4 separate regions of the Homo sapiens genome follow, and all the other regions are linked to region 1. Evidence: read pairs that join two places in POLR2A ChIA-PET (ENCODE). Cell type or tissue: MCF 10A. All regions are shown on one strand. Region 1 overlaps IRS2 (insulin receptor substrate 2). Region 2 has its middle 35 kb from the start of LINC00399. Region 3 overlaps MYO16 (myosin XVI). Region 4 overlaps LINC03082 (long intergenic non-protein coding RNA 3082).

Evidence for each region. Peaks named below come from ENCODE experiments on the same cell type or tissue, not always from the same donor. Only the 100,000 strongest peaks of a DNase experiment are listed, where the experiment ranks them.
Region 2: POLR2A ChIA-PET joins it to region 1 with 12 read pairs; 2 of 35 experiments call an interaction of 5 or more read pairs at or near these places.
Region 3: POLR2A ChIA-PET joins it to region 1 with 26 read pairs; 4 of 35 experiments call an interaction of 5 or more read pairs at or near these places.
Region 4: POLR2A ChIA-PET joins it to region 1 with 21 read pairs; 5 of 35 experiments call an interaction of 5 or more read pairs at or near these places.

The regions. Positions count from the first base shown.
Region 1 is chr13:109,778,453-109,783,452 of GRCh38, forward strand. IRS2 (insulin receptor substrate 2) reads right to left here. Exons shown (of 2, transcript NM_003749.3): 1 at 3,590-5,000. Among named protein-coding and RNA genes, the nearest start is that of IRS2, 5.6 kb to the right of the region's middle. RefSeq lists an enhancer at 3,486-4,052. In MCF 10A, no CTCF peak of the experiment used is centred here; DNase peaks (open chromatin) are centred at 3,019 and 3,429.
Region 2 is chr13:109,433,505-109,438,504 of GRCh38, forward strand. No RefSeq gene overlaps it. Among named protein-coding and RNA genes, the nearest start is that of LINC00399, 35 kb to the left of the region's middle. In MCF 10A, no CTCF peak of the experiment used is centred here; a DNase peak (open chromatin) is centred at 2,897.
Region 3 is chr13:108,912,996-108,917,995 of GRCh38, forward strand. All of the region lies in intron 16 of MYO16 (myosin XVI), which reads left to right. Among named protein-coding and RNA genes, the nearest start is that of MYO16-AS2, 190 kb to the right of the region's middle. RefSeq lists an enhancer at 2,811-2,940. In MCF 10A, a CTCF peak has its summit at 2,314 (motif pointing right); a DNase peak (open chromatin) is centred at 2,886.
Region 4 is chr13:110,106,099-110,111,098 of GRCh38, forward strand. All of the region lies in intron 1 of LINC03082 (long intergenic non-protein coding RNA 3082), which reads right to left. Among named protein-coding and RNA genes, the nearest start is that of LINC03032, 13 kb to the right of the region's middle. In MCF 10A, a CTCF peak has its summit at 2,978; DNase peaks (open chromatin) are centred at 2,973 and 3,953.

The DNA.
Region 1 (5,000 bases):
GCTCCTGCGAATAGGGCAGCAGCAGTGCACGCTATTGTCTTATTATGGCCAGAGCCAGCCAACTAAAGCAAACTAGCACCCGCCACAGCAAACAGAAAACTTGTGTGGTTTGTCAATCACCTCACTGGATTTCTGAATTTAGGAAAATTCTCTGCTTTACGACTTCAAAAGGCAAAACTTTTCAACATAAATCGTGATTTTATTGTCCCTTTGGAAACATATCTCTTATCATTCTTTCCCCTTAAGAAATGATAATCCTTTTATTCAACAAAATTTAAATATGGATACTTTCAGTAGTAATTCTGATCTAATCTGTCTTATACATACATACATATATATACGCCAATTTTAGAATAAAATCCCTAAAATCACTAAAAAGGAATACTAAAACAGCAAATTTTATGGCATTCATCAATCTACCATCCTAACACAAAAACATATAAAGTTAATTTTAAAAATCAGTTTTAAAGCACAGGAAATTCAGTAGCGTCTTTCCAATTCCCAAACAACAACGAAACCTAACAAATTGGTTAGAGTTTTCCACATGCACACACACCAAAAACACATGATAAGTAACCTTAACCTGCCCTCAAATAAGATGCATAATTTTGAGTTTGCTCTGGACTAATAAAAACAGATGTACCTGAGATATACTTTTTAACTGGCTCTTGCACTGAAAGCCCACCCCCATTCACGATTCTATTGTAAACAAGTGCCAGACATGGCTGGAACCTTACCTCTCTGCTATCACTTATGCAAATACCAAACATTACCCACATAACCCCAAAATTATTCTGCATCAGCATCACTAACGAGGTCTTCCCATGCAGAACAGGAAGAGCTCAGGGTGGAAACACAGGCCACTTCTAAGAGCCAGGCAGGGCAGGGGGCCGCCCAGGAAGTGCTTTCTCTATTTCATCTTCAAAGAAATGCTTTGCAAGTCGGCCTTCTACAAATCATTTCCTCAAAGGACACTGATCTACTGTGAACTCTGTATTTATGAGCATCCCAAACAAATTTCTAGTGCATGTATGAGTTAAATAAAAGTGGGTATTTATCCCAAGTTCCTAAATGCTTCCTTTCTGTCTCAACGGACCACAACTTTGGTGCTACGTGGACTAAGGTGACACTAGCCTTTCCTATTCTGCTGTTCTCTGTGTTCAACTTACTTTACTAGAAACCCAATGGGGCAGATATTTCTTTTTTTTTAAATGTCGTTGGGCATGGTGGACTGACTGCAGTTGTCTATTTTGATTTAAAAGATCCTTTTACTTCTTAGAAGAGGGTTCATCATGATACCCACACAAACTTCGGACAAACAGCAGCCCCAGTGATCTCTCATCTTTGTTCAGCAGCTACAGAACACAGGCTTCTGTCTGGACTTCAGAATCAAGAATCCTATGGGCTGAAAGGAATTTTACGCAGGTGGGAAATCTTAAACAAAAGCTCAATCCAGTCTCTAAATAAACTTATCTCTTAGAGTTCAACATTTTCACTAGCCTGAAAAGGGCATTATTTCCTATTTGGACCCCAATTCTGAATGTATCGGCTTCATCAGAAACGCCTTGCGTCCCTCCAGGCCTGGAGGCACAAATTCCAGCTTATGGCGCCTGCTATGGCAGAGCCCACTGCTGGGGCCCCAGCTCCACCCAGTCCAGGTTTGTCCCACCAGCTCCACTGAAAGCAGGAAAAGGTGTTATGTTCTTGGCTGTTTTCTGATTAGAATCAGATTCGGGTAAGATGTAATTTACTTTCATGTTCACTCTGGCATATACCCATTTGTGCAGACCATAAATATGTGTGTTTTTCCCCACTCAATTATACTGCTGCTGCTGCTGCTGTGTTTATAATGGTCTGTGTCTTATAAGGCAGCTAATCCTTCAACTTTCTGACACACTAGCAATAGTGTATAAGTAACTCCAACCAAAGTGACCTTCAGCTGAGAATCACTGTTCACAGGATACATTCTGGCGACTTCCAATGATTTAATTGGATGCTGAAGCACCACACTCCTGATAATTCTCTGTGACTCTTCATCTTCTAGTATACGGTTTTAATAAAGGAAATAGCTTTTCTCTATTACACTAGAATAACAGGGAGTTCACCCCACAGCTATAATTTTAAATCCCATGGACCGACAGTCCTAAGTATACTATAAAACAGATGCTGGATTTAGATAGCACTAAACTGGTCTATTTAAGAACAAAAGGCTGTGAATCTCCAGCCCACCTTGATCCTCATCTCATGACCCTTGAAGACTGTTTACACCTTAGGCTCACATCTAATCCAGCATCCAAATTTTACTATATGTTTCACTGTTCCCACAAAGCCTCTATCCTGCTAGGAACCCTACAAAGAAAACAGCTACAAAATTAAATAAAGTCTCCCGAATTGAGCATTCACCTTTCCCTCTCATCTCCCCGACCCCAAACACCATTCAAAGTTTAGACAGCCAGAATGCACCACCAGCTGCATTCTGCATCAGCTCTCTCTCCTCATGGATATTTGATCAGAACGGGAAGAACAATACCAGGCACCCTCCTATCCAATTGTTCTTGAGAAGACCTGTGTTTTTTGTCTTTCCCTTGTTTTCTCCAAAGCACTGATTGTAAATCCTGGCTGCACATTCAAATCACCTGGACAACTCTGAAAAATGTCCGTCCCTGCCTCCTAGCCATCTCATGTTTCACTTCAACGGGTCTGGGGTGAGGCCCAACAGGTAATTTTTCAATCCTCCCCAGGTGAGTCTCACCTGGGGCAGGGTCCTCACAGGGTGGTCCCCCGGCCAGCAGCATCGGCATTATGCGGAGACTCACTAGAAATGCACAGCCTGGGCCGCGCCCCAAAGCTACAGCATCGGAAACTGCGGGGTTAACACAGGCCAGAGATCCATGTTTCAGCAAAGCCTCCAGGTAACTCCCACATATGCTCAAGTTGAACACCACTGCATTAGGCTGTGTGCAGCCTTACCGTTTCACCCCTTCCGAGAAAAACAATGCCTCTGATGGAAAAGCTCCCACAGTTTGTGTGTAAAACGGAAATGGTTAACTGTCGCTATTAGCAGCCATCAAAATGGATGCTCATTTCTTAAATGACTTTCAGGTCTGAACCTTCAAGCTCACCAAGAATCAGGCGGAGCCCAGCTCCAGGAACACAGGGAAAGGTGAAAGCTGCGGCTGAGGGCAGCGGTCCGGACCCGAGGTCCTTCCAGAAGGACGGACCCACGCAGCCGGATGAAGACAGTCGGGTGCCCCGCGGCCTCTAGTGTGGCCGGTCTGGGAGAACTTCCACTGTGTTAAGGGACAGGGGGCTGTGGGACGCACAGAATGGGTGAATGGGTGGGGCCTCAAAAAATCAGTCTCCCTCCCACGCGGAAAACGTCACATTCAACTCCAAGACGAATGTTCCTGGCAAGTTCTCTGAAGGAAGAGAACAGGGCAGCCCGCAGAAAAACAAAACAAGGAGCCAGTGCCAGGCTGTCGGCTTCTGGGTCAAGGTCCCCAAAAAGTGGGAGCAGTGAAACCCAAGAGGCTCCCTCAGCGCCCCGCCCCTCCTTCCCGCCAGACGCCAAGGCAAAGGGCCTCCTCACCTTTCACGATGGTGGCCTCCTTCAAGTGGTGGGACAAGAAGTCAATGCTGGCGTAGGTGTTGGCAGGGGGCAGGGCACCGGGACCCGGCCCCCCGCACCCGCCGCCGGTGCTGCCGACGCCCACAGCGCTGATGAGACCCCCGAGGCTTCGGGTCCGGCCCCAGGAGCTCTTGTCTCCCGGCTGAGGAAGCGGCGGCGGCGGCGGCTGCGGCTGGGGTGGCAGCCCGGGCTCCTCCCTCACGTCGATGGCGATGTAGTTGAGACCATTCTGGAAGCCGGCAGAGGTCTCTCTGCGCATGGGCGATCCACCGCTCCCAGGACAACCGACCAAGCCCCCGGGCTGACCCGGGGTCCACGGCCGGCCCTGCGGTGCCAAAGGGGGCGCCGGCTGCAACTGTCGTGGGGAGGTGGGCGGCTCGTCGCCCCCTCCAGGGCCGACACCCACGCCGCCCTCGCTGCTTTTCCTGAGAGAGACATTTTCCACGGAGGCCGAGTTGTGGCGCTTGGGGTTGTGGGCGAAGGACGGGGACACGGGGGTGACCGTCGTGGTGGAGGAGAAGGTCTCGGAACTGTGGCGGCGGCGGCCCCCCTGCGGGTCTGCGCGGATGACCTTGGCGCCGCGGTGGGGGTCCGGGGGCTGGCTGGCCTGCAGGAAGGCCTCGACTCCCGACACCTGCTCCATGAGGCTCAGCCTCTTCACGCCCGACGTCGGGCTGGCCACGCGGGCAGCTTCTGGCTTCGGGGGGGCCGCGATAGGTTGCGGCGGGGTGGCGGCCACACCAAAAGCCATCTCGGTGTAGTCACCATTGTCCCCGGTGTCCGAGGACAACGATGAGGCGGCGCCCGGGCCCTGGGCGGTGGCAACGGCCGAGGCGGGGGGCAGGCGGTACAGCTCCCCCGGGGCCGGCGGCGGTGGCGGCGGCTGCAGAGACGACGACGGGGACGCGGACGGACGCGGGGGCAACGGCGGATACGGGGAGGAGGCCTCGGGGGACAGGAGGCCGTCCAAGGAGCCCACGGGGTGGCCGCTCGGGGCGCCCGGCTTAGGAGACTTGGGGGAGCTGAAGTCGAGGTTCATGTAGTCGGAGAGCGGAGACCGCTGCCGGCTGTCGCTGCTGGTGCCCGGGGTGCCTGAGCCCAGCGACGAGGCCGGGCTGCTGGCGGACAAGAGCGAGGAGGACGAGGCCGCCGACGCCAGCAGGGGAGGCGCGGGCGGCGACAGGCGGGCCCCGGGCTCGCCAAAGTCGATGTTGATGTACTCGCCGGGGCTCTTGGGCTCCGGTGGCAGTGGGTACTCGTGCATGCTGGGCAGGCTGGGCAGCCCCTCCAGGGACAGGCGCGTGGGCCTCACCGCCCGGCCGCGCTGGCCCAAGAAGCCCTCCGGGCGGCCGCCGCTAGGCCGCACGGGCGA
Region 2 (5,000 bases), 340 kb before region 1:
TTCTGAGCCCTCCAAACTGTTCCAACCACTGTCTGTTACCCAGTTTCAAAGTTGCTTCCACATTTTCAGGTATCTTTATAGCAGTATCCCACCATCTGGTAGCAATTTACTGTATTAGTCCGTTCTCATGCTGCTAATAAAGACATACCCAAGACTGGGTAATTTATAAAGGAAAGCGTTTTAATGGACTCACAGCTCCACATGACTGGTGAGGTCTCACAATCATGTCAAAAGACAAAGGAAGAGCAAAGGCACATCTTATCTGGCAGCAGGCAAGAGGGCATGTGTAGGGGAACTTTCCTTTATAAAACCATCAGATCTTGTGAGACTTATTCACTATCATGAGAACAGAACAGGAAAGACCCATCCCCACAATTCAATTACCTCCCACCAGGTCCCTCCCACAACACATGGGAATTATGGGGGCTACAATTCAAGATGAGATTTGAGTGATACACAGTCAAACTACATCAAGTATTAAGTATAAATAAGTATTTAATAAACATATACTGTTAGGTAGTTGTTTTGGCCTGGGCATGCTAGAGGAAAAAAAAACAGCTGAGGCACTAAGGGTCAGAGAGTTTAGAAACCTCTTCCCTAAAGAAGGAATTACTGGTTAGAGTCCTTATTGGCAAGCAATAGATGCTGATTCTGGCTGACTTCTGCAAAATAAATACATTTATTAAAATAGTATTACGGAGTTTTCAGAATCACTGAAATAGCTTTAAGATGAAGCTTGGAGCCAAAACTTCCAGGAACAATGCCCACAACTACAACCTCTAGACCTGACAAGAGAGAACTTGCAAACGTGCTTCTCTGTGCTGGAAACTCAATATTGCTCTGGAAATAGAGAACAGGGAGACAGAGAGAGGAGAGAGAAATACAGAGAGAGAAATACCGAAAGAGATAGAAAGATTGAGGATACATTAAGAGAGACAAAGATGTATTGAGAGAGAAAGAGAGAGAGACTGAGGCAGGAAGAGAGAGGGAAAGACAGGCAGAGAGAGATTGGAAGAGACAGGAAGAGAGGGATTGAGAGAGACAGATTAGGAGAGAGAAGTAAAGGCATATTGAGAGAGAAAGAGAGAGAAGGAACTATTGGGTAAATAGGTATAAATACTTTAACAATAGAATTTTTTTATTATTATACTTTAAGTTCTGGAATACATGTGCAGAACATGCAGGCTTGTTACATAGGTATACATGTGCCATGGTGGTTTGTTGCACCCATCAACCCGTCATCTACATTAGGTATTTCTCCTAATGTTATCCCTCCCCTAGCCCCCCACCCCCTGACAGGCCCCATTGTGTGATGTTCTGCTCTCTGTGTCCATGTATTCTCGTTGTTCAACTTCCACTTATGAGTGAGAACATGTGGTGTTTGGTTTTCTGTTTCTGTGTTAGTTTGCTGGGAATGATGGTTTCCAGCTTCATCCATGGAGAAAATGTTTGCAATCTATCCATCTGACAAAGGGCTAATATCCAGCATCTACAAGGAACTTAAACAAATTTACAAGAAAAAAAAAAAGCAACCCCATCAGAAAGTAGGCGAACAATATGAACAGACACTTCTCAAAAGAAGACACTTATGTGCCAACAAACATATGAAAAAAAGCTCATCATCACTGGTCATTACAGAAATGCAAATCAAAACCACAGTGAGATACCATCTCATGCCAGTTACAATGGTGATCATTAAAAAGTCAGGAAACAATAGATTCTGGAGATGTAAAGAAATAGGAATGCTTTTACATTGTTGGTGGGAGTATAAATTAGTTCAACCATTGTGGAAGACAGTGTGGCGATTCCTCAAGGATCTAGAACCAGAAATACCATTTGACCCAGCTATCCCATTACTGGATATATACCCAAAGGATTATAAACCATTATACTATAAAGACATTTGCACACATATGTTTATTGCAGCACTATTCACAATAGCAAAGACTTGGCGCCAACCCAAATGCCCATCAATGATAGTCTGGATAAAGAAAATGTGGCACATATACACCATGGAATAGAATGCAGACATAAAAAAGGATGAATTCATGTCCTTTGCAGGGACATGGAGTTTATTTTTTAATAAAGTTAACACAAGATTAAATAAACTATTACTATTTTAAAATATAAATAGCATATTGAAGTAAACCCTTCATGTATTAAAATAAACATTTTTCAGTATTTTATATATACTGAAAAAATAAATATGAATTATTTTTAAGATAAAAGAGGAATAGAATTTGACTTTCCGTATTATAAATAACATCAATAAAAAAGGGCACAATGAATGAGTCAAAGTATTCCTGTAGATTATAAAAATCGTGAAATTCCGAAAAGATGAAAAGAAGTATATTTTAAAACAAACTGAACTCCCAGTCAGAATAATGATGGCGGCTGAAACTCTTTATGCTAGCCGCCACTTAAAAAGGATGGTTTCCACGTCCAGGAGAAATTGGTTTCATACATGCAAGGACTCCTTCCAGTCTGTGCTAAACAAAATAATAAACCAAATAAGAATTGACTTCTAGTGAGCTGGGAATAAACACGTACTTTAAGGTAAAAAATGGTTCTCTCCCCCATCAGTTTAAGTCAGTTCCTCTGGGAGGAGTGCAGCTAGAGTTAACTGAAAGATATGGAGAGACACAGAAAGATAGTTGAGTTACGAGTACGAATAGGAAGTTGGTTGTCTGTTACAAGCTTTGGGAAGTACTTTGACAACTGGAGAATGAGTGTTGTCAGTGATAAATCATCCCTGATGGAAAGCTGTCACGAGCTATGGAGAGAGTGTGTGGTTTATGCAGTGACTGGAGTAGAGGAGAATGAGCCTGAAGCCTACCTTTGTGTTGTTCATCTCAGAAAAAATGTTTTTGGCCGTTGGGCAAATGAGTTAAGTCTCCTGTGCTTTGGTTTTCCAAGCCAAAGCATGTCAGGCCATGCCCAAGTGGCATCCTGATGTTTTTGGCACCGGCAGGTGCCTATCACTCATAGTTTAACAATCTCAGCAAAATGGACTTGCATGCCACAATAGAGGTGTTCTCTATGCATGGGTACGCCAGTGCATCTATCCTGTGCTAACCATATTTAGTGGCGCTCTTGGGAGACAATCATCTGTTTACTAGGCAGGTGGGTGTAGTTTGCTGGCCTTTCCTGCTAATGAATGTTTCAGTAGATGCCTGGTCATCTGCAAAGCTGAGAGGTGAAGCATTTCTTGACATTAAACAACATTTAAATGTTCCTCAGTGTAGACATATTGTCTTTGTTTATTCATCAATCCCGTATCAGAATGTGGCTGTGCCAACCCAATCACTATTTTGGCCACTGTTATAATCAATACCAATTACTCTGGCCGACTTGATTGTATAAAGATTGTCTTTGAGCTAGAAGGTATTCTAATTTACTGGAATGATTGTGCTAAACTGAGCTGGTTGCTCTTTTTAGTGGACTAGACTCATCTAAACTAGTAGTTAGTTGTTTAGCATTGAGTACTGTCTTACCGAGCTATGGTGGAAAAGGCACAAATTTAGCAATCTGGAGACCCACATTTGAGTTGAGTCACATACCTTCTGGTCATGTGATCTTAAAATATCTCTTAATCATCCTGTGTCTCAGTTCTCTGTCTGGAAATCAAAACCAATTATTTCCTATGATTTCCTTTCATTAGGCACTGAGAATTTTAAAACCTTAGAATACTTGGCAATTAAATTTTGTACTCAGTCCTTTTCACATCCCCAGTCCTGTTTATCTGATACAAATTTTCCTCTTCCTTTCATTCCGTCTTATTATTTTCAGACTTACTGCAAAGTATTTTATGCTGTGTAACATGCTCGTGTGTTTTTTGCTCTTATTAGCAGGCAAATTATAAATAGCAAATAAACTAGGATCTGAATTATTTTCCCAATCAAGTATCTGCAGAAATATAGTTTTTAAGCATGTGAAAATATTTTGTAACTGAAAAGCCCAGGTATACAATATTTATATATAGTATAGATACTACATTACTATAAATCTGTGTGCATACCTATATACATACATACACACATATGCATGTGTGTGCATGTTTACCTATTGAGAGGTGGGGGAGAGAGAGATAAGCTACCAATGAAAGTATAGAAGAGACAACATAAGAAACACTACTATCTTTTACTTTTGTTCTGGCCTTGCATACACATCCTCCCTGTCTAACTTATTCAGCCCAGCAAGCAGACGTGGCTGTGGGAAATCAGGCTGCTTGGACCATGTGGGAGGGAGCTGGACTTCATGCCCAAGAGCACATGGGAAGGTCTCCTTGCTTGGCTGACCACCAGGGCTTCCATCACCTCTGTGTTCCATAGTTCTTCACTTTCATTTGATAACTTGATTAAATAAAGCAGCCACGCACCTCTGAATGGCAGCACCATACCTACTTTAATTTTTCAAGAATTTTGACCTATTATATGTTAAATTCTTAAATGTAATTAGAATTTGGGTTCATTTGTGAGATCCATGCTAATTGATCTTTTTTGACCTTTTATTATTGTTATTATTATTATTACTATTTTACTTTTTGACAATAGTGGCTTGCCTGTTGGATAACTTTCATTTTTCTGCTGTTTGGTATTTTGTACTCTGGTGATTTTGAAAGATGTGCCCCTTCATTTCTTCACAGAAGAATGCTTTAAAAAATGATCATATGAAAGAGTCCTTCCTCTGGTTTCGTAACTGTGGGGAAGATCCCTCCACACCACAGCACTCTCATAGACTCACACACACAGTTCAGCTCTTCTTCCACTCAGTTTATCCAAGGGAAACTAAGCTACGCAGAGGTGCCTGGAGATAAAGACTTGACCTATCCTAGCTCTCATGCCATGAGAATTGGTACTGCACGTGTGACTTCTAACCTGTGTTTGAACACATAACTTAATGAAAAAGTAAAGTAAATGTTCTAACATCTGTTTCTCCTTCGTACAATGCATCTATTGCATCTCTTCTCCTTTCTACGTTGAATATGGATTACTGTGGGG
Region 3 (5,000 bases), 870 kb before region 1:
AGGATTTCTGTATTGAGCTTCAATTCTGACATTCATTTCTCTTTGCAAAAAAGAGTTTGGAGTCACTTAGGCTATTTAGAAAGTCAAACAGTCAGGGGTGACTTTATGAGGAGTTCCAACAGGAAAGAACTTAGGAAGATCGTGAATAATTCAGTTCTCTTGGACAAAGCAGTTATTTTATTGAAATGTATCATAAGTATCTAATGGGTGCAAAACAACATTTTCCATGAAAATATTCACCACCCACCACCCTCCAGATTCATGAATACATCAGTTGGAGCATTTGTACAATGACAATTTCACAGGAAAACTTTAACGGTAAAGCAAGCTGTTTTTCAAGTTATAACATAGTATGTATACAGTATTTTTTGTTGTTTATGTTATACAGGTCTTCTCACATTTATAATGTTGGTGGATCTTCTCACTTTTGCAATGTCGGTTGGGTTTGAGAAGTTCATATTTGTTTAATGTTTAAATTTAGGTTGGTATCTAATCTTTATTTGGTAATTATGAGTATTAAGTTCCATAGTTTTGGAAACTGTTTGGCTTGTTCACAATTAGAAATGTAAACCTGAATTTGCGAGCTTTCTAACCTTTCACAAACTGATGGTCTTCTGAATCCCTTCCTTAAAATTGGTACCCATAGGTAAAGGATATTGCTATTTGTAAAATGCTCAATACCATATGTTAAAGCAAACTAAATATGGCTGGAGGAGGACTCCGTGCTTCTGTATTTGAGTCCTTGTGGACGAACTATAACCTAGCTTAATAGGCAGACAAGACTGAAAACCCAACTTAGGTGTATGTGCCTGTAACAATAGCTGAGTCTTGGCCAATCCCAGCGGCCATACTTCAACCACTGATAGACTGCTGAGTGTTCAGTTGTTCAAATAGAGCAAACACCAACCTGTAACCAATCCAGCTGTTTCTATACCTCACTGCCGATTTCTTTATGGCACTTCCCTTTTTTTGTCTATAAATTTGTTCTGACCACGAGGCATCCCTGGAGTCTCTCTGAATCTGCTGTGATTCTGGGGGCTGCCTGATTCTACATATATGTAGTATATCTACTATTATTAAGTAGATAATTATATCTACTATTGTTAATAATTAGTGTATTTACTATTGTTAATATATGTATTATATATACTATATTATATGTAGTATATCTACTATTATTAAGTAGATAATTATATCTACTATTGTTAATAATTACTGTATCTACTATTGTTAATATATGTATTATATTTACTATATTATATGTAGTATATCTACTATTATTAAGAATGGCATTATTATTGTCACATCTTCTTGTCTGATGTTTTTCAAAATAATATTGCTATTCCTATGATGTAGAATAAACCAGCCTACATGTGACCACATGAACACAGCATCTCTTTGCTCACTCACTTATCCCACAGTGTAGCTTTTAGTGGAATTTGGATGAAGTACACTAAGTCCTAAAGCAAACACTACAAAACTTACAAGCCTTCTTCCTTCAAATTCATTCTCTCTCTTCTTCCTTCATAGCAACTCACTAGATACATGAATCAAAATAAAATATACATGCATCAGTAACTGTGAGCTAAAGGCATATTCAATACTTATCGTATCTTATGTGATTAGACCTCCAGAGAGAAGAAAACATTGCTGTAATTCCCTTTTTTTTCTTTTATTTGCTCTGTCGCCCAGGCTGGAGTGCAGTGGTGCTATCTTGGCTCACTGCAACCTCTGCCTCCCTGGCTCAAGCGATTCTCCTGTATCGGCCTCCTGAATAGCTGGGATTACAGGTACATGACACCCCATCTGGCTGATTTTTGTATTTTTAGTAGGGACGGGGTTTCACCATGTTGGCCAGGCTGGTCTTGAACTCCTGACCTCAAGTGATCCACCTGCTTCAGCCTCCCAAAGTGCTGGGATCACAAGCATGAACCACTGCGCCCGACCTGTAATTTGGTTTTATCATTAAAGCTACAAAAGTGCTGTTTAGCTTTGACTCTGTTTTTAGAACTAAAAATGTTGAAAGTATCACATGAAAATTTATGGAGGTTTATTTCAGCATAAAATGAATGTAAAACTACTTTCCTGTTTGTAACATAGGAATGATATCTAGAAACAGCAGATAGGACGTGTGCCTAACTTTAGAATATAAGTGATACAGATATAGACATCACCTCCTAAGGCTTAGCTGCATGAAAACAGTATTTATAACACTTTGCATAAGCATCTTCCTCCACAGATTATTAAAACAACAAGAAAAAAAGTCTGTAGGTTTCTATATTTTGAGCTGTGGCAGTAAGACTGCACGGATCTGGAATTCCACAAGATGGCGAGCTCTCCATAAAGTCAGACGAGAAAAACAAAACAAAACAAAAATCCAAACCAAGAAATTAAAATAAAAACAGAAAAATGAAGAAACACAAACACAAATGCTTGTTACCAAAAGTTTCTTTTTCACTTACGGTTCTTCCTATATTGACTGCTTCCCCCTAACCCCCTCACCAGCAGCTGTTTGTTTTACAAGGGCTATTTCAATTTTTCTTACCCTTTGTATATTATACAAACGTTACATTTGGGGAACGAATGTAATTTCTGCTTTTGGGAATTGAGATTTAATGAAAGCCAGAAATAGTCATTCATTGTTTATCTTCAGCATACTTTAAATAGCTTAGATGGGTTTAGTCCCAGAAAAGCTAGGTTCCTAAATCCAAAAAGTTATTCTGAATCTCTTTTTGTATTGATTAATGGTGGAAATGATTGTGGTGCTGCAGGATAACATTTGTGAGTAAAGGTCAAATTTTGAATGCTAAGTTGAAAACAAGCAGTGTTTGACTCAGAGCATGTGACCTGTTTCTAACCCATGTGGCCATGAAAGGAAAAGCTGAGTCACCGCGCGCTTGAACTTGTGATCCTGCTGGGAGCCGTACCTGTCACGGGGAAGCCACGGCAAGCAGCTCCCGTGAAGGTTTGGTTTCTGCTAAGGGCTTATTATGAACAGGGAACCTAATCTGAGAGTGTCACATAATGTTTAAAAAGAGGTAAGGGAAAACTTAAATACTATTTGGAGGTGAGTCTTCATAATTATGTGCTATAATAAGCTGTTTACTTAGTAAGTAGCTTGAAGGTGCTCCCAAGACAAAAGTTCAAGACAGGAGGTGCTTTCACCAGATTCTCACAGACTCCATTATTAATAACCTAAGTGACAGTCACAGTCATGATCAGCACAGTTCATGGGGCACTTCCCATGTGCCAGGCACTCTCTGAAGTGTTTGTTCACTCACTGAATCCTCACCCGCAGCTAAGCAGAGGGTGCAAGGCTGTGTCTGTATTGTATAGTGAGATGTCACCCAGTAGCCAAGATCTGAATCCAGGCCCTGCTGAATTTATGCCTAAATTGTCTCCACAACAATGCTGCCTACAAAATGGCAATACTGTCTTTATCTCCTCGTGTCACTGAGATTTTAAGGCAAATGAAAGAGAAAGCACAAAGTCAAAGTCTGCATGTCTGTCTTTATTTTGCATTGCTGAAGCAAAACTAACTTACGACGTTCTAGGGATTGCCACCTCTAATGACTATAAAAACAAACTACGCTAGGTCTTTATTTTAATCTAGAAGATCATAAAAATTTTAGAACTAACAGAGCTTTTGTTACCCTAGGTGGACAGTGTAGCCATTATATGAGTGTTAGACTACCTGTGTAAGTTAGCAAGGACATTTCACTTTGAAATGAGAATGAGAGGAATTGGGTCAGTGGCTTCCGTCCTGCCTTCTGTTCTTGATGTTATATATAATAAATCAGAAGCCAGATATGTCACTTGTTCAAGGATATTTAGCTGGAATATTTGGTAAATGACAGAGGTGGATTTCAAACTAAGGTACGTTTGGTTTCAAATTTCTGTTCATTGGAACTTCTTGATTGGTAGTGTTAGATTCCCAACTCTAACACATTTAAAGAAAAAAGAAAAAGGGGGAGTGTTGAGATGAGGGCGTAGCTGAAGAGAGCGGAGGTTATGTTTGCCCCAGGAATGTGAGATGCAGAAACTCGAATGTGAGATGCAGAAACTCAAATGCGGCTTCTCTCTGTCACACTCATGCACATGGCACATGCACGCACGCACACACACACATCAGTTTTACTTTGTATGTGTTTTCTAACACAGAAGAGAACGTGACCACGTGCTGCCCTAGGCCCCCTAACTTAAGAGCAACTCGTCTCTCTGCCAAAAGGCCATCTTGGTGGCTCAGCCCAGGTCTTAGGCCCATCCCGGGCCCCTAAGTTAAGGACAGAAGGAAGAAATACATTTGGCTCCTGCGTAGGGATGGGAGCTATTTAACAGGAGGAAGGGGAAGGGAGAGCTGAGCACTAATGAGCAAGGAGCAACATGAGGCCCTGTGCTTTCCCCTGCATGGCACTCCAACTACCTGAAAGACTCCCAGCCCGGCAGGTGAAGGTCAGAATGCAAGTGTCAGTAAGTCTGGGTACCAGTTATTCAGCACTCTCTATTAGTAACTCTGGCCAAACTTATCACCTTGATTTCCAGCTACTCATACAGGACCATCAATAGTGTAGATCTATTGCATGAAGCCTATAGATGAATATTGCAATGTATTTCCACATGACTTTGATTCGTATGGATGTTTTCAAAAAATATTGTATGAGGTTAAGACAGCAGCATGATCTGCCTAAGCCACAATGTCATTAAATAGTTAGCATAAGAGAATTTTGGCCAGAGGCCCTATATTTGTGGTCTGAATATATCTCAAAAATTCAGACTTCTACATTACTTTTAAATGGTCAAATTTATTATGTGATGACACATTGTTTTGGCTGCTGTGTTGGTTTTGTTGTCACCCTTGTGATACTTCTGAAGCTAATAACAGCTGTCATTGAGCACTTCTCATAGATTTTCTCTTTGTCTACTCATGATAATTGTGGAAGATTATAATTGATTTCCCCGTGTTGCAGACGAAGTGACTGAGAACTGCGGTTGCTTTGTTA
Region 4 (5,000 bases), 330 kb after region 1:
TTTAGGAGATGGGGCCTACTAGTATTTCCATTCTACAGATGCCTAAACTAAGGCTTGGATGAGTTAACTCACTCCCATGAGGACACAGAGCCAGCAGGTGAAGATGGAGCCATGATACCTAACTCAGCACTCTGTCTCCAGAGCCAACGACAGGTCCTGGAACCATTAGCCGTATGGCGACTACTTCTCAATTCATTATCAGCACCTCTCATTCATTTCACATGCAAGCCAGCTTCTTAGAGGAAACAGCATTAATTATGTAGACATATGTTTATGTTGGTCAATGGACTTCTTGCTGTTGTTATATGGCTTGAGGATTGGTCTCCTCTTTTACGACAATAGTCATAGAAAATGTTTCACAAGTATATTACAGAAGTGACAGCATATATCAAAGACACTCCGTTAAAGATGAAAGTGTAGAAACGCCAGGTTTTCTGGGAAGGGGTCGCCCAAGGGAAAGAGTTGAAGATTGAAGGTTGATAGGAACAGCCTGTGTTCAAAGACAGTCATGAGTTTACGAAGCTGTGGAATGTTTATGGAGGACATCGGCCATCCAACATGAGGATGAACTTCATTCCCCGAGGCCTGGCGCAGGATGGAGCTGTGATTACGTGGGCTGTCCTTTGCACGGGAACAGGGGCTCCATCGATGAATAACAGGGGGTACCTCCAAAAGGCCACGCTGACTCTGGGAATTGCTTTGAATTTCAGGCTTAGAGAGCTGGGGCTGGAGTGCTGACCATGACTTTGAAGCTAAAAGCAGTGTGTGCTCTGAGGCAAGGAGCTGCAGCTTGGACCTGAGCCCTGGGAAGCTGCCCAGAGGCACTGCATGGCAGAGCAGGCTGGGGGCAGGAGCAGAGACAGCTCTTTACCGAGACCAGCTCCAAGACAGCTCGCCCCTAATAAGGAAGTAGAGTGGCACTCCCCCATACCTCATCTCAGAGACCTCCCAGGTCCTTCAGCCTCGCTGAAGGAAGGCCGAGCCTCTGTGGGGCCCTGAGATGTTAGGGCTGAGCAGATTCTAAAGCAGGACTCTCAGTCCTGAGCAGCAGAAGATCAGATGAGGGTGAGAACTGCCCCCAAACTGAGCTGCCAGTTAGATTCAGAAATGTGCTCAGGCTGGTGGGTAGAGCTGCCTGACACTTTATTCCTTTTCTTCATGTCATTTACTGTAATATTAATAATCTCTGGTTACACATCATCTCTAAATGTCACGATCTTGAAGGTCAGTGTTAGGGGTGAATTGTGTCTCCCAGAAAGCCAAGTTCAAGTTGTAAACCGTACCTGTGAATGGGACCTTATTTGGAAATAGGTATTTGTGAATGTGATCGAGTTAAAATGAGGTCATGCTGGCTTACCTGGGGACTTAATCCAATGATGGAGGTCCTCCTAAGAGGAGGAAATTTATACCGAGACACACAGGGAAGACCTCAAGTGACCACAGAGGCAGAGACGGGAGCGATGTGGCTGGAAGCCGAGCAATGCCAAGGACTGCATCAGCACTAGAGGCTGGAAGCAGGGGAGACCCTTTCCGGAGCCTTCAGAGGGACCACGGCCTGTGGACCCCATGATTTTGGACCCTCAGCCTCCAGAACTGTGAAAAAACACACTTCTTGTGTCAAGCCCGAGGTTGTGGCAATTCATTGCAGTGGCCCGAGTGCACTAAGATCAAAGTCCTAAAACCTTTGTTTTCCATAGGAGGATATCGAGGCTCAGAACACTGTCCCTCCACAAAAGGGTGGCACTGCTAAGACTAGGCCCAGACCTTCTCCGTCAGCCCTGTTCTCAGGGATCCCTTGGCGATGGGACCTGAAGTTCTGGAGGGAGCTGCCACAGCAGCATGGATCCAGGAGGCTCCCGGGTCACATGCTTGGGGCAGTCGGAGGTTCCAAGTGTGGTGCCAAGTGCCCAGTTGAGTTGTTGGCACTTCTGGCCTTTGGAGTCACTCTGTGGACGCTGGTAAGTCATCAAAGAGGGTGTTGCCTCTGTGAACGTCAGGGGCACAGCCTAGCGGAGAGTGGGCCTTGGGGACATGGGGACCCCTAATTTAATATAGACATGGCACACAAGGCAGTGGAGGCAGCTCCTGTCAGCACCCTGGGGCGGCAGACAGGCTGGAACCTGTGGTCTCGGGATCAACCACCCTGGGAAGCAAAACGTACTTCCCGCCGTTCTCCACACTGAGGCGCCATTAACAAGGCCCTAGCAAGCAACTAGGCCTGGCTCGGGCAAGGCCGCCACTTCCGTAAGCTTTAGAGCCAAAGACAGCAGGTGCCCAAGGGAGGCACTGCACCAGTGTGAGAGTGTGAGTGTGCAACAGAACACACGTGTGTGAGTGTGTGACAGTGTGTGGGTTTGATTGTGAGCATGCTGTGATTGAGTGTGTGTAACATCATGTTAGGTATGGGCGAGTGTGCATGTGAGTGTCTACAAGCATGAGTGTGTCACAGAGTGTGTATGTGAATAAGTATAGGAGTGTGTGTGAGAATGTGTGTGCACGTGCAAGAGTGAGAGGGTGTGTGCGTGTGTGACTGCCTGTGTTGGGTGTGTGTGAGTATGGGCCTGTGTGTGTATGTATAAGTTTGTGAATAAGTGTGCATGTGTGTGGGTAGAGATGAGTGTGAATGTGTGTATATGTGTATGTGCATGAGGTTGTGTGGGCTGTGGATGTGCATTTATGAGTGTGGATGTGCAAGTATACACCTGTGTGCATGTATGAGTGTGTGTGTGAGTTTGTGAATAAGTGTGTGAGTGTTGATGTGGTTGTGTACATGTGAGTGTGTGTGTGGCTGTGGCAGTGTGTGTGTGTGTTTCTAAGTGAGTGTAGGAGTGCAAGTGTGGGCGGGCTCTGGCAAATGCATGGGAGCCTCAAGAGGCCCAGGAATGAGGCTGACCAGGCTGTGAGTGCACTTCCAGTAGGGATCCCTCCCAGCAGGGCCTGGATGCTGCAGCGGGCCTGCTCTGCCTGCTTTGTGTGGAGTGTGCTGCCACCCAGGGGAAGGCTCCTGGCTGACATGGCAAGTTGACATTGGTCTTGGGTGGTTTCTGTCTCTAGGCTCAGACAAGAAAAAGGACATATAGGGTGCAGGGGCCAGGAGTCAGGGACTAGCCCCGGCAGAGAGAAGGGGAAAGCGCCAAGACCCCAGGCACAGGCTTCAGAAACACCCCTACTGGACCATCTATCCACATCAGTGGGACCTCTTCCCCATTTTCCCCCTTCCCGTAGTCTAAGGTGCTTGCTGGCTAAGGGTATTAGAGGACACCAGGAGAGAGGCGTGGCCTGTCTCCCTTATGTGTCCCTAAACTGATCCTTACTGGAGATAAGTCCCCAACAATGTCTTGAATTTCAGGAAGCTTCACTTTGTTGTGTGGTCTGAAACTGCAATGCTACCCCGAGGAGCCTTGGAAATTCACATCACCATGCTCCTAAATACGCCTGGTTAACTGCTGGAGCCTTTTCATATGAAAAAGGAAACCCACTAACTGACGTTCCCACAAATCTCCTGGGTCCCTCGGGGTCTTTGAACTCTGCCTGAGAGACAGTTTCGTCACCCTCTGGGACAACAAATTCATACATTTCTATCTTGCTCCAGTTCCAAGAAAATGGCATTGTGTCCTTTAAAACGCAGTCAATTCTAAAAGCACACTTCTCCTTGCCTCCTCAAAGAGTGCTCACAACAGTGACTGATAGTTCATTCTTCTTCGTCTTCTTTCTTTAAGACAGTTTGTTCAGACTTTTTACTTACGTGCTGCAATACAGATTTTAAGAGCTCATTAGCATGGTACAGCAGCTGCACCTTTACAGGATCATGATCCTAATACGGAAAAGGCAGTTTCTGCGGCGGAGCGGTGCCTTCTGCAGGGCCCTGGCAGCCCTTGATGCTCCTGCTGTTGAGCTGTCCTGCAGCCGGGCCATGCACGCCTCCGCCTTGTTCCTCCCCCTATGGAGACAGGCGGCTGAGTCAGGCCTGTCCTCCACGGAGGGATAAGCCTGCCATGCACTCCCAGAAGCTGCCAAGTCAACCCCCAGCCGTCTCTTTCCAAGCGCTAGCTACTCCATTCCCTTCCCTCTGTGGAGCTCTTATTTCCCTACTGTCTAACCAGTCAGACACCACGTGCCCTTCAGTCCCAAGCTGTCCGCTCTGATCCCTTCGTGGAGTCTTCCGATATAAATAAACTAAACAAGGGAAAACCCACAGGGAAGAAGAAAGTCTGCAGGTTGTTTTAGACTCCAAACAGATAGGGATTGAGCTTGAAAGAGGGGCAACCGTAAATACCAGATCTTCTTGGAGAGCAGCCAAGTAGATCTGGTATTGACAGGTGCCCCTCTTTCACCTGGTATTGACAGGACCCCAATGGAAAATAGACATCATTGCATAGGCACTGATGAAACAGCACGCTTTGAAAAATAGCAAATAAAATCAGGCAAACTCTGCTGTTTTCAAAGTTAGAATCTCTTACTACGGAGTCTAGGATGGTCACATTAGCAGAATATTAGGCACAGTGGCTCATGCCTATAATCCCAGCACTTTGGGAGGCCAAGGCAGGCAGATCACCCGAAGCCAGGAGTTCGAGACCAGCCTGGCCAACATAGTGAAACCCCATCTCTACTAAAACAAATATAAAAAATTATTCAGGTGTGGTGGTGGGTGCCTGTAATCCCAGCTACTCGGGAGGCTGAGGCAGGAGAATCACTTGAACCTGGGAGGCGGAGGCTGCAGTGAGCTGAGATTTCGCCATTGCACTCCTGCCTGGGCAACAAGAGCAAAACTCCATTTCAAACAAACAAACAAACAAACAATATCAGCAGAAGATTAACAGACTAAGAAGATAAGGCTGGCCAGGGTGGCGGGCTGCGTGGCGGGCTGGGTGGCGGGCTGGGTGGCGGGCTGCGTGGCGGGCTGCGTGGCGGGCTGGGTGGCGGGCTGCGTGGAGGGCTGCGTGGCGGGCTGGGTGGCGGGACAGAACGGTGTCCCACGTGGCGCTTTCCCATCTCTGCTC